Linked DNA regions of Homo sapiens: region 2 is linked to region 1. The links are chromatin contacts, found by Hi-C in ENCODE. All regions are on one chromosome and are shown on one strand. The core of a region is the stretch at or near the end of the contact, and the rest is flanking DNA. Distances in the headings are between cores, read along the strand shown.

What was found. Hi-C counts contacts between places; a loop is a spot of excess contacts on that map. Pooled maps may share reads with other maps.
Region 2: a map with no recorded cell type shows a loop between it and region 1 (3-fold over the local background). The contact joins two enhancer-like sites. A Hi-C loop is called at or near these places in 1 of 168 maps with a recorded cell type or tissue (IMR-90), 2 of 37 single-sample maps with no recorded cell type and 3 of 50 pooled maps.

Annotation. Positions count from the first base shown.
Region 1 is chr5:78,108,232-78,113,292 of GRCh38, reverse strand. AP3B1 (adaptor related protein complex 3 subunit beta 1) reads left to right here. Exons shown (of 27, transcript NM_003664.5): 20 at 2,939-3,086. Among named protein-coding and RNA genes, the nearest start is that of AP3B1, 180 kb to the left of the region's middle. Within about 2 kb of position 3,297, at least 3 of the 41 ENCODE cell types and tissues checked have a DNase peak (open chromatin) inside an H3K27ac peak, as active enhancers do.
Region 2 is chr5:78,264,612-78,269,846 of GRCh38, reverse strand. It overlaps AP3B1 (adaptor related protein complex 3 subunit beta 1), which reads left to right. Exons shown (of 27, transcript NM_003664.5): 2 at 2,252-2,327. Among named protein-coding and RNA genes, the nearest start is that of AP3B1, 27 kb to the left of the region's middle. Within about 2 kb of position 1,351, at least 2 of the 41 ENCODE cell types and tissues checked have a DNase peak (open chromatin) inside an H3K27ac peak, as active enhancers do.

The DNA.
Region 1 (5,061 bases), core at 2,048-4,547:
ACTTTTTAAGATCTCCCATTATCAATAACATTATCATGTATTAAAGTGTCATTAAAATTTTGAGTAATTGGGTCTAATATCTTGGATTGTGCAACTCTGTTTTCCCCGCTGCTGTCAGCGAGTGGCCTCTGCCGACATGATGGTCCTTTCCCCGGGAGCCTGCTGCCCGCTCACTTGATGAGCTTGCAGCCCGGCTCAGTCGTGGCTGACAGCACTGATTGGGGCGCAGTACGCTCTCTGCTCCTTTTATTACAGACAGTAATTAAAGCAGCTCTCCCTGCCACTTCCATAACAAACACAGCATAATGCCCTAATTATGACTTTATTAATTTAAGTCAGGATTTAATGATTTTAAAAGTGATTTATATTGTTTTTCCTGTTCAGAACAAATGAAATCTGTAGGTTAAATTAATACAGGCTTTTCATCATTGCAAAGTTAAAAACCTAGTTACCAGTAAATTCTTTTCATTAGATTAACATCTGAAACTCTAAGCAGTAAGGTAAACAATAATTACCATCAAAATTGAGTGATGCATAATAAAATAACACTTTTACTTTTAAAATCTTATCTTAAAAGCTAGAAGTTGAATATATTTAGAATCATTCACTTGTTGCAGCAAAGGAGCTACTTGGTTTATAATAGCCTTGTCTTTGAGAGAAATCCTGTACTTCTGCTTTAATATCAGCATGTCTATGATGATACGAGTTATAAAACATGTCCTGTTTCTAGAAAGGGAAAGTTTTGTTCAGTGCATGAAATGTCCTTTCAGATGGCAAAAGTCAGTATACTCAAAATTTGTAGTCATGTATTAGGTTTATTATTCTTTTCTTCAGAAATGGATTTTTCTCTTTACCCATGTTTGAATTTAAAAGAATTGTTTATTACAAAGAGAACCACAAATACATTCTAAACCTTATATTTTTAAGTACACATTTTAACCAGTGAATTGGGGATAATAAATTGCCATTTTTTTGCCAGGGAAAAACAACAACATATTTTTCAGTCTTCAAATATAATTACATGTGCTCTGAGATGTTACCATGGCTCCATTTTTAATAAATAGCAATCATATTTCCTCCACAAAAATCAATTCTAGGAAATATTGATTCTTTCCTTGTCTCACTCCTCTCCCTCCCCCTGTATTTTTCTGTCTCAGAATTTTTTTTAACTTTGCCAGTATGATAATTTTTTAAAGCTCCTAATAAGCTTTAAACATCTTCAAAAACCACCCTTTAGTAATCATAAATATTTATGACCAAATTTAAATTTTACACTCCAAGGTATTTTCATTTGAAGGGAGATAGTATGACATAGTGGAAAAAATACGGACTTTGGAATGAGACAGGCTTGAGTTCAGATTCTAGTTCTGCCCCTCTTGTTATGTGCCCTTGAGCAGGTTATTTAACCTTTCTAAATATTAATTTCATTATTGTAAATGGGATAATAATGTACCCAGGAAGAGTGCATTTAAATTAGATAATTAGTATGATTGGTATGAAGTGCCTAGCCCTTTCTGGCCCACAGTAGATTCTTAAAAAAATACACACACATGTGGTAGAGAGAACTAGACCTTTAGTTTCCAGGAAAATATAAAGCACCACAAGGCATTTGTCATCCCCTGAGAGAAGGGTGTTTGGTCATCTCACATGTTATTCCTTCTCCTTGGAGAACTGTTTCCCTGCCCATCTGCCAGCCTTACTCCTATATCTTGGCTTATATGTCTCTTTCTCCAGGAAGCATTCCTAATTGGATCAAGTTTTTTTAGGTGTCTCTCCACATGTTCTCCTGACACGCTATAATTTATTACTTATTACTTATTATACTGTATTATCACTGCAACCTTATCTGTATCCTCCAGTGGACCGTAGACCCTGTAGGGTAGACACACAGAGATCCTCTGTGTCTTACTAACCATCGTTATCCTTAGCACCTAGCATAATGCCAACATGTAGTCAATAATTAATAAATATTTGTTGAGCAGGTGAACAAATGAATGGTGTTAAGCACTTAGGTATGATCATTTGATATTTTAAAAGTTTATATTTGATTAGCTTAAATTTTTAGCAAGATAGTACTTTAGAAGAATTTCCTTTGAACTGGTTAACATTTTCTCATAGAATGTGTTTAAGGTCACATTTGGGAACTTGTGTAAGTAATTTTCTTGGGTAGAAAATGTATAAAATACAAGTCTATTTTAGCAGAAGTAGATATATAAATATTTAAATATATTACTAAACCAGGTGTGGTGGCTCAAGCCTATAATCCCAATATTTTGGGAGGTCAAGTTGGGAGGACTACTCGAGCCCAGAAGTTCCAGACCAGCCTAGGCAACCTAGTGAGACCCTGTCTCTACAAAAAATATAAAATTAGCTGGATGTGGTGGTGCATGCCTGTAGTCCCAACTACTTGGGAGGCTGAAATGGGAGCATCGCTTGAGCCCGGGAGGTCAAGGCTGCAGTGAGCCGTGATTGCACCACTGTACAATGAGACCCTGTCTCATATACGTATATATATACGTATATATACATGAATATATATGTATATACGTATATATATACATGTATGTATACATACATACACACACACACACACACACACACACACACAGGCACAGTATTTTGAGATAGCGTTTTAAAAAATCAGCCTAAATATCTTTAACGTTGTTACTGGTAGTACTTAATTCTTGGTAAATCAAACATTTAATGTTTTCTACATTGCTTTTGATTATATTGTTTAGTGTCATTTTATGACTTTTTGCATTTGAAATTTGTATGACAGGATAGAATTGAATTTGAATGGGTTCTAATTTATTTGGTTATGGGTAATACCTTTTTTATTACCTCATTAATGTATTCTGGAATTTAAAAACAATTTTTTTATAAACTGCTTATATAAAGGAGTTAAAGTTCATATTTCAAAATTTACTATTATGTGTAGTGATTCTGAAGATGGGGAGAAGGAAAATGAAAAATCTAAAACTTCAGATTCTTCAAATGACGAATCTAGTTCAATAGAAGACAGTTCTTCCGATTCTGAATCAGAGTCAGAACCTGAAAGTGAATCTGAATCCAGAAGAGTCACTAAGGTAAGAGATTATACATTTGTTGTAATTGAAGGTAAATATTCTTATAGCAACTAAAATAGACAACACCATCCTCATCTACTCCTGTGATTTTATTTTTTCTAGATAAGCCTTTCCCTTATAACCCAACTCTGCAGAAATGCTAGAAACTTTAAAAAATCTCATCCCTTGCCACTGAAATCAAGGAACTCTTACGCATATGACCTTTTTTGTTCTTGGCTAGGTTGTGACAAGGGGGGGGTTTTGCTGAAGGGGAAGTGAAAGGAAGTCACAAAAATAGTATTGAGCAAAGAATTATAAGTGTACATACATCATAAGAAATTGAGACTATTCACTTTTTAAAAATATTGGGCATTTTGCATAATAGAGTGTGTTTTAAGGCTTCAATTAAAGAGTATACATTCTTTAGTTAGTAAGAATTTGCGTAGCCATTTATTTAAAAACAAATGGAACCACTTATATAATAAAATAATAATGCTTTTTGGTAATAACATTTTTAACACTGAATTTTGCCTGCTTAGCAGGAAAAAAATAAAGTATAAATTGCAAAAATATAGTTATTAATATAAAATGTATTCTATCTGATTTCAAGTCTAGTTAAAAGAATAAAAATATAGAATTCAGACCTAACGATAATTATCTTTTTGGTCTTTAATAATCACCCCCTTCCTATAACTGGACCATGTTCATGCTAGACTTCAAGTATAGTATTTTTATATACAACTGTGTTATTCTGTTTGTTGAAAATATGGCCAAACTCTGCCTTTGATTCAGTTCAATTTCTTCTTAATCCAATATTGTTTTCGTTTATTTGTTCTGTTAACTGGAATCTCTTCAATATGTTATCTGAGTAGGCAAGGATGAAAATTAATTTATTGAAGTAGACAATTGCCCTCCCCCATCCAGAGATTTATTGTTAAAGAATGTTTTAAAAATTGGCTAGTATTTGTCTTGCCTTATTTCACATTTTCTTGCATATATTAAAACCTATCTTAAACTTGAATTTATATTTAAAACTTGTGTCTGTATATAAAATAACCTGAGATTTTTATTTTTAAAAAATTCACATAAAATCTTAAGAGATTTTATGGTTTATTAATCTGGCCTCATATAAAAACTTATCACTTAGTGAGTCTGATGTACTCTCATTTCATACTTACATCAAATTACCAGAAAGTTTAAAATGTTATTGAAAATAAAGAGAGTTACAAATCGACAGTAAATACAACCCAGAGTAAGAAGTATTTTTTAAAAATGACAGAACAAGAAATCAGTGAGTGTCAAGTGGTAGAAGTTATTCTTAGGAAATTTTGTAACAGTTGAAAAATTATAGACTTCAGTGCCTCTGTAGTATTAGAAGCAGAGCTTTAGGATCCCATTAAAAAGCCACAGTGGTTGAACATCATGTTGTGTTGTACCCCTTCCTCCCCCTGAAAAAAACAAAAGAAGATAAAAACCACAGGGGCACTCCAGGTCAGTGATTCTGTTTGTTTCTTCTTTGTCAAAGACTTTCAGTGATCAGATTAAATCTCTTGATAGTTAAAAATATTTTCCTATAGAACGTCAGTATAAAAAACCTCAAACTATTGCAGTGAACCAAGGCCTTTGAGAAATTCGGGTTTCGCTCACATTGTTGATAGTTTTGTGTTCATGTGTTTCCCTTAGGTGGCTTATTTTCTTTATATTAGAATGCCTTTTCCCATCTATAATAGGCATACAGGACTGTGGAGTTTTTTGCTTTAGTTTAGCAACTGGAATAAGTACTCTCCACCTTGGAGCTACCATAACTACTTATTTATTTCTGTTTCTTTCTGAATGATTTGGTGTATACCATGCAATTACAGAATATACCTATTTTCTAATAATAGGTGACTATAATTGTGGAAAAGTCCTCCTTGCACCAAGTGTTGTGGCTTCTGCCCTAAATTATGAGTAATGAAGGCAGATGGTGGGTACTTTACTTTAATTTAGCATGACA
Region 2 (5,235 bases), core at 102-2,601, 160 kb before region 1:
CTTTTTAAATTAGACTCAATAAACATAAAATTACATTGTCAAATTGTTCCGTCACGGTTCTCAATGTGCTTATTCTGAATTTTGGTACCTATCTCCTCATGGGTTGGTAACAAAAATTTGTGAATTAGTCATGATTCTTGGACCAGACTTTCTCAGATCATACTTTAAGTAGCACTGATATAGTGTACAGTACTACATAGTCTTAATTTTCCCCTTAATTTATGTTGTCTTTAGAAGGAGTAGAAGGTTTTAATGAGTTATGGATTATAGATTGATTAAAAAGAGAGGTAATTTACACTACATAATAGCCCTAACACATCCCTAGTTCTTATATATAACTGGTAAACTTTATTTTTCAGTTATAGTTACTAGTTCATTCTGGGGCTAAAATAAGAATGACTTTCCTGGTAATAGTAAGATTTGCCTTAAATGTTCAGTTATATATTCTTCTCTGTCCTTTGAAACTTAAAACTGGCCTATTTTGAACATGAAAGGAAAAGTTATACCATTTAACACCACAAGATGTCACTTATGTAAAAATAAAGTTGGTATCCTAATACTCAAAGCTAGAAAGCTACAGGTAACTAGGTAAATGAAGACACAGGTAAATTAAAAATGAATATATTTGAAACAACTATTGTTTTCAGCAAAGAGTTGAGGAAAATATTGCTAATTCAGCATTATTTTGACTCAAATATTGATATTTAACAAAATAGTATCTAAGATTTATGCAGTAATACATGTTAACTGATCATATTTGAATCTACGTAATGAAGAAGGTAGACCTAAAAGAACTTAATAAAAGTTAATGTATTTTGAGGGTAAAGTAGGTGTTATGGTATTAACTTTCCTAAATCTTTACTGTTTTGGTGACAGGCAAAGAAGAATTTGGGAAGAAACATGTAATTTATATCAGAATTTTAAATAGATCCTTATGACATACGTGAGAAGCTGCATATTACATCAGGTTGAAACAGTGCCTAGGATTTTTCTTGTCTCTTCCCTGAACCTCAGAATTATTAGTTTCTCTTCCTATATTAATGCAGTATTTGTTGTTGAAGACTAGCTTTTCTGTTAACCATGAAGAGCAAAACCTTTATCTTTAATATTGAGATTCTGTTTTCTTGTTTTTAGTTTCAGAGAGCAGGTGCTTGTTCTGGGCACTCTGGGAATTTGGGCTTTAGATGAGCAAACCAAGTTTCCATTAGTTTACGAGTAAGACTATGCCTGGAATTAGAGGTTGGGCTGTTCTAAAAATTGACACTTCATTCCTCTTCATTGCTCACTTCTCTCTCCAGATAAAACTGGTAGAGGAGAATAATGGGACACTTTGGGGAACAGAAAAGGGGAACAAGCAGGAGAAAATTGTTTTCTTTTTTGGCATGTGTGTATGTGTGACCACATTTCCTTTCTATTTAGTTCCTATCGAATTCTTTTTTTTTCTTACCTAACTTCAGTAAGATTTTTTTAAGGTTTCTTTTAGGGTTTAGGTTTTTCATTATAAAAGTATACATAGTCATTAAGTAAATAGGAAAATACAGCAAAAAGTAGAAGAACAAAATACAGTTACATATATAGTTCCATTAATTTCTCTCCCTTTTCTGTTACCTGTGAAATCTGAAAGAGCCTGAAAAGTTTTATGCAGGGATCCTAAATTCCTTAAGGTGAACATTTATAGTATGTGTAGTAGTTGTATGTTCTCAGAGACAGTTTTTATTTATTACTACCTCTACTGTTTAAATATTTTCAAGCTGTATTTTTAATTAGGAAGAAGTAGGTGTTTTAATTATTTAATTGTATTTTGTCTTCTCTACTGGTCACCATTGCATTTAATTTTATGAGCTGTTTGGAAAGTAAGGCTCATTTTTTTCATAATAAATTTCATTGCATTTATTCCTTTTGAAAAAAATGTGCTTAGCTTTTACTTATTTTTTTCTTGCAATGACAGTTTGTAACATTTAACCCTTGTATTAGTTTGCTAGAGCTGCCATAACAAAATGCCACAGACTGGGTGGCTTAATCAGCAGAAATTAATTTTTTCACAATTAATGCCTGGGAGTACAAGATCAAGGTGTTGGCGGGTTTGGTTTCTGCTGAGGCCTTTCTCTCTGGCCTGCAGATGGCCACCTTCTTGCTGCAGTTATTTAACATTGCCCATGATATTACTTCTAATTCTTATGAAAATGATATATTTTAAGCTATCTAATATAAAAATCAAAGTATGGATTTTTTTTCTTCTCTTTTGTAATAGGAATGAAGATCTAAAGCAAATGTTAGAGAGCAACAAAGATTCTGCTAAACTGGATGCTATGAAGCGGATTGTTGGGGTAGGTAAAATACTCATTTACTTCAATTTTGGAAAAATGGACAAGCAGTGATCATATTATTATATATATATATAAAAATACGTTAAATACCAAGTCTAATATTCTGTTTGCCCTTAATATTAACTTAGAATTTCCTGTCCAAAAATGTTAAAGAAAAAAGTACATTATTGAAGTGTCAAAAATCAAGAAACTTAGGTTTTAATTTTATCTTTTCTCTGTTTTAATTTCCCTGTATCTAATTTCAAGGTATTTCTACTATGAGAATGAGGTAGTTAGTCATTTTGAAGACAAAATAAGATGATATACAAGCTATTTTGACTTCCTACACAGAGGGATACTAAAGAATGATTTTTTTTGTCCTTTCACAGCCTAAATGTTCTGAGCATACTTTCATCTGTTTTTTAAATTCTCTTACTACCAATAGAAACACTTTATTCAGTTTAGAAGCCTAGAACTTCTAATAAATATTATTAAATATAAGAGCATTCACCAGTGTTCAGCTGTAAAGCAAAACATAAACAATTGATTAATAAGTTATGAGGATTCTATTGCCAGAGAATTAAAGATATAATATAGTTCCTTAATTATTTTTAATGTTTTAATTTTAATTTTTTATTTTTCCAGGGTTCTAGTTGTATATACCATCTTTAGTAAAATAGTTTTGCAATTTATGTTGCACTCTCTGTACGTACTCATTTGATTTTCCACATTCACAGAGAAAAAACTTGCTTAATTCCACTGACTATCTGATGCTCAGGAGTTTTGCTTTTGTTTCACTGGAATCAAATTCATAAAACTGATTTTTCTTATTAACACTATCCTTTTTATCACCACCATTGCTGATTCTATTTTCCACTTAATTTTATATAATAAGGTCAAAATTGAATACATTTGCATAATTGCTTAAATAAACTACTGTAATAAGGCGATGACACAACTAAAACAATACTGTTTTCCAGCAGGCAGTGCCATCGTATGAGAGCTTCAGATCTCTTTTCCTTTCTTGATATATTAAAGTCCAAATAACAGGTATCAGCATGCTCTGTTAAAAAGTGAGGTGGTATGAAAATCAAATATATTAAAGTCAAGTACTAATTGTATCTGTAGGACATCTGTAAGTGACTTGATCCTTGCTTTCATGTTTATGTCATTTGGCAGTATAGGGGCAATTTTGAGGATTCCATTGTAAATTTTTGATTTGTTAATGTTATGCTCTATACATAGGAGTATTTATGGGCAGGCAGTTCTTGCTTTGCATGGCTTTTATACATATGAATTTCAGTTACTACAGTTTAGTTAAGTGACACCAATCCCCTAACAATATGGTTCAAATTTCATTTACCATGGTGTATTAATTGTGTACTTGGATAATGTACAAACTTGACTGCTAGCTCTTCATTCTACAAATAACTTGTAAATTACAAACATGTATCATGATCCATGATCAATCATGTCACTTCTTTCAAAATCTGTCAGTGATTGGTCACTGTGCATCTGTTACTCAGTTTATGCACAGACAACAAAGCATGTAGTTGTGTTGCCTCTTTGTCTCCCAGTAAGAAACACATGTGACATTTTACAGAAATGAATAATTGAAAGAGGCATTTGCCCAACAAAGTGAAAATACAGCAAAGAAATGAAAAGTGATAACATGTAATGAAAATCAGGTAGAATATAAATGAAGTTATACAGAAGTAGCTGGCTGTGGAACTACTGACATTACACGTTTTTAAGAGACTGAATTTATAGCTGGAGGAACTTGGTAAGGTGAGATTTTCAACCAACATAAATGATGAAAGTGATTTTGTTGAAGAGCATGAAGCTGTCTCAGAGGAAGTGATGCTGTCAGAAGACCTCACATTCATTAAAGGAACTCTAGGAGATAGTTGAGAACATTGAAAATGCAAAGGGTAAAATGTTGGAAGCTGATCCAGACTTAGAAAGGAGCATGATAATTTACTGAGGAATACGAAAGATTCTTCCTCAGTATCATGAGTTAAACACTGATAAGAGAACAAGTTCTGTTCAAACCACTCTTGATAAGTTCATTTTCTTTGCCTTTTTTTTTGTTTTTTTAGAGACAGGGTCTTGCTCTGTTGTCCAGGCTGGAGTACAGTTGTGCAGTTGTAACACATTGCAGCTTTGAACTCCTGAGCCCAAGCGATCCTCCCACCTCAGCCTTCTGAGTAGCAGGGACTACAGATGTGTACCACTATGCCCAGCTAATTTTTTTATTTTTATTTTTTGTAGAGACAGGGTCTTGCTATATTGCCCAGGCTGGTGTAGAACTCTTGGTTTTACTTGATCTTCCCACCTCAGCCTTTCAAAGTGCTGGGATTATAGGTGTGAGCCAATGTGCCTGGCCAAGTTAATTTTCAATTTTTCCAACGTTTTAAGTTATAGTATACTAAATATTGATTTTTATTATTTTTTCACTTTCCTATAAATTTATAACTGACAGTAAAAGAGTTATTAATGCTTTGACAGAAATTTTAAATAGTATCCAGGGATTTAGTGAAATAAATTACCTTAATGGGATGTAAGAGCCATAGTTTAAAGAAATAAATAAGGGCAGTCCCTACTTTGCATGGTAGTGCAGGTCTATGCCCTGCAGGAATGCAAGCAGAAACCATGGAAAGAAATTTTAATAAGCCAACTGGAAAAATTACAATTGATCTATGATGCTTAAAATTTTTGTCAAAACAGGAAAATTAGCTGAGTCAGGTGGTATACTGTTTTGAGTTAATGACTGTAATAAATAGTTTTGTATAAATCTTTCCAGACGGACTGTTTATCCCTTGTTCTTTCCCTTTCTTCCTTCAATAACAATGCTTTGGTTCTATGTATGCTTTAAAGGATTCAACTTGGGGCTGTTGCTTGCATCTTTTAAAAAATTATTGGGTTGGAA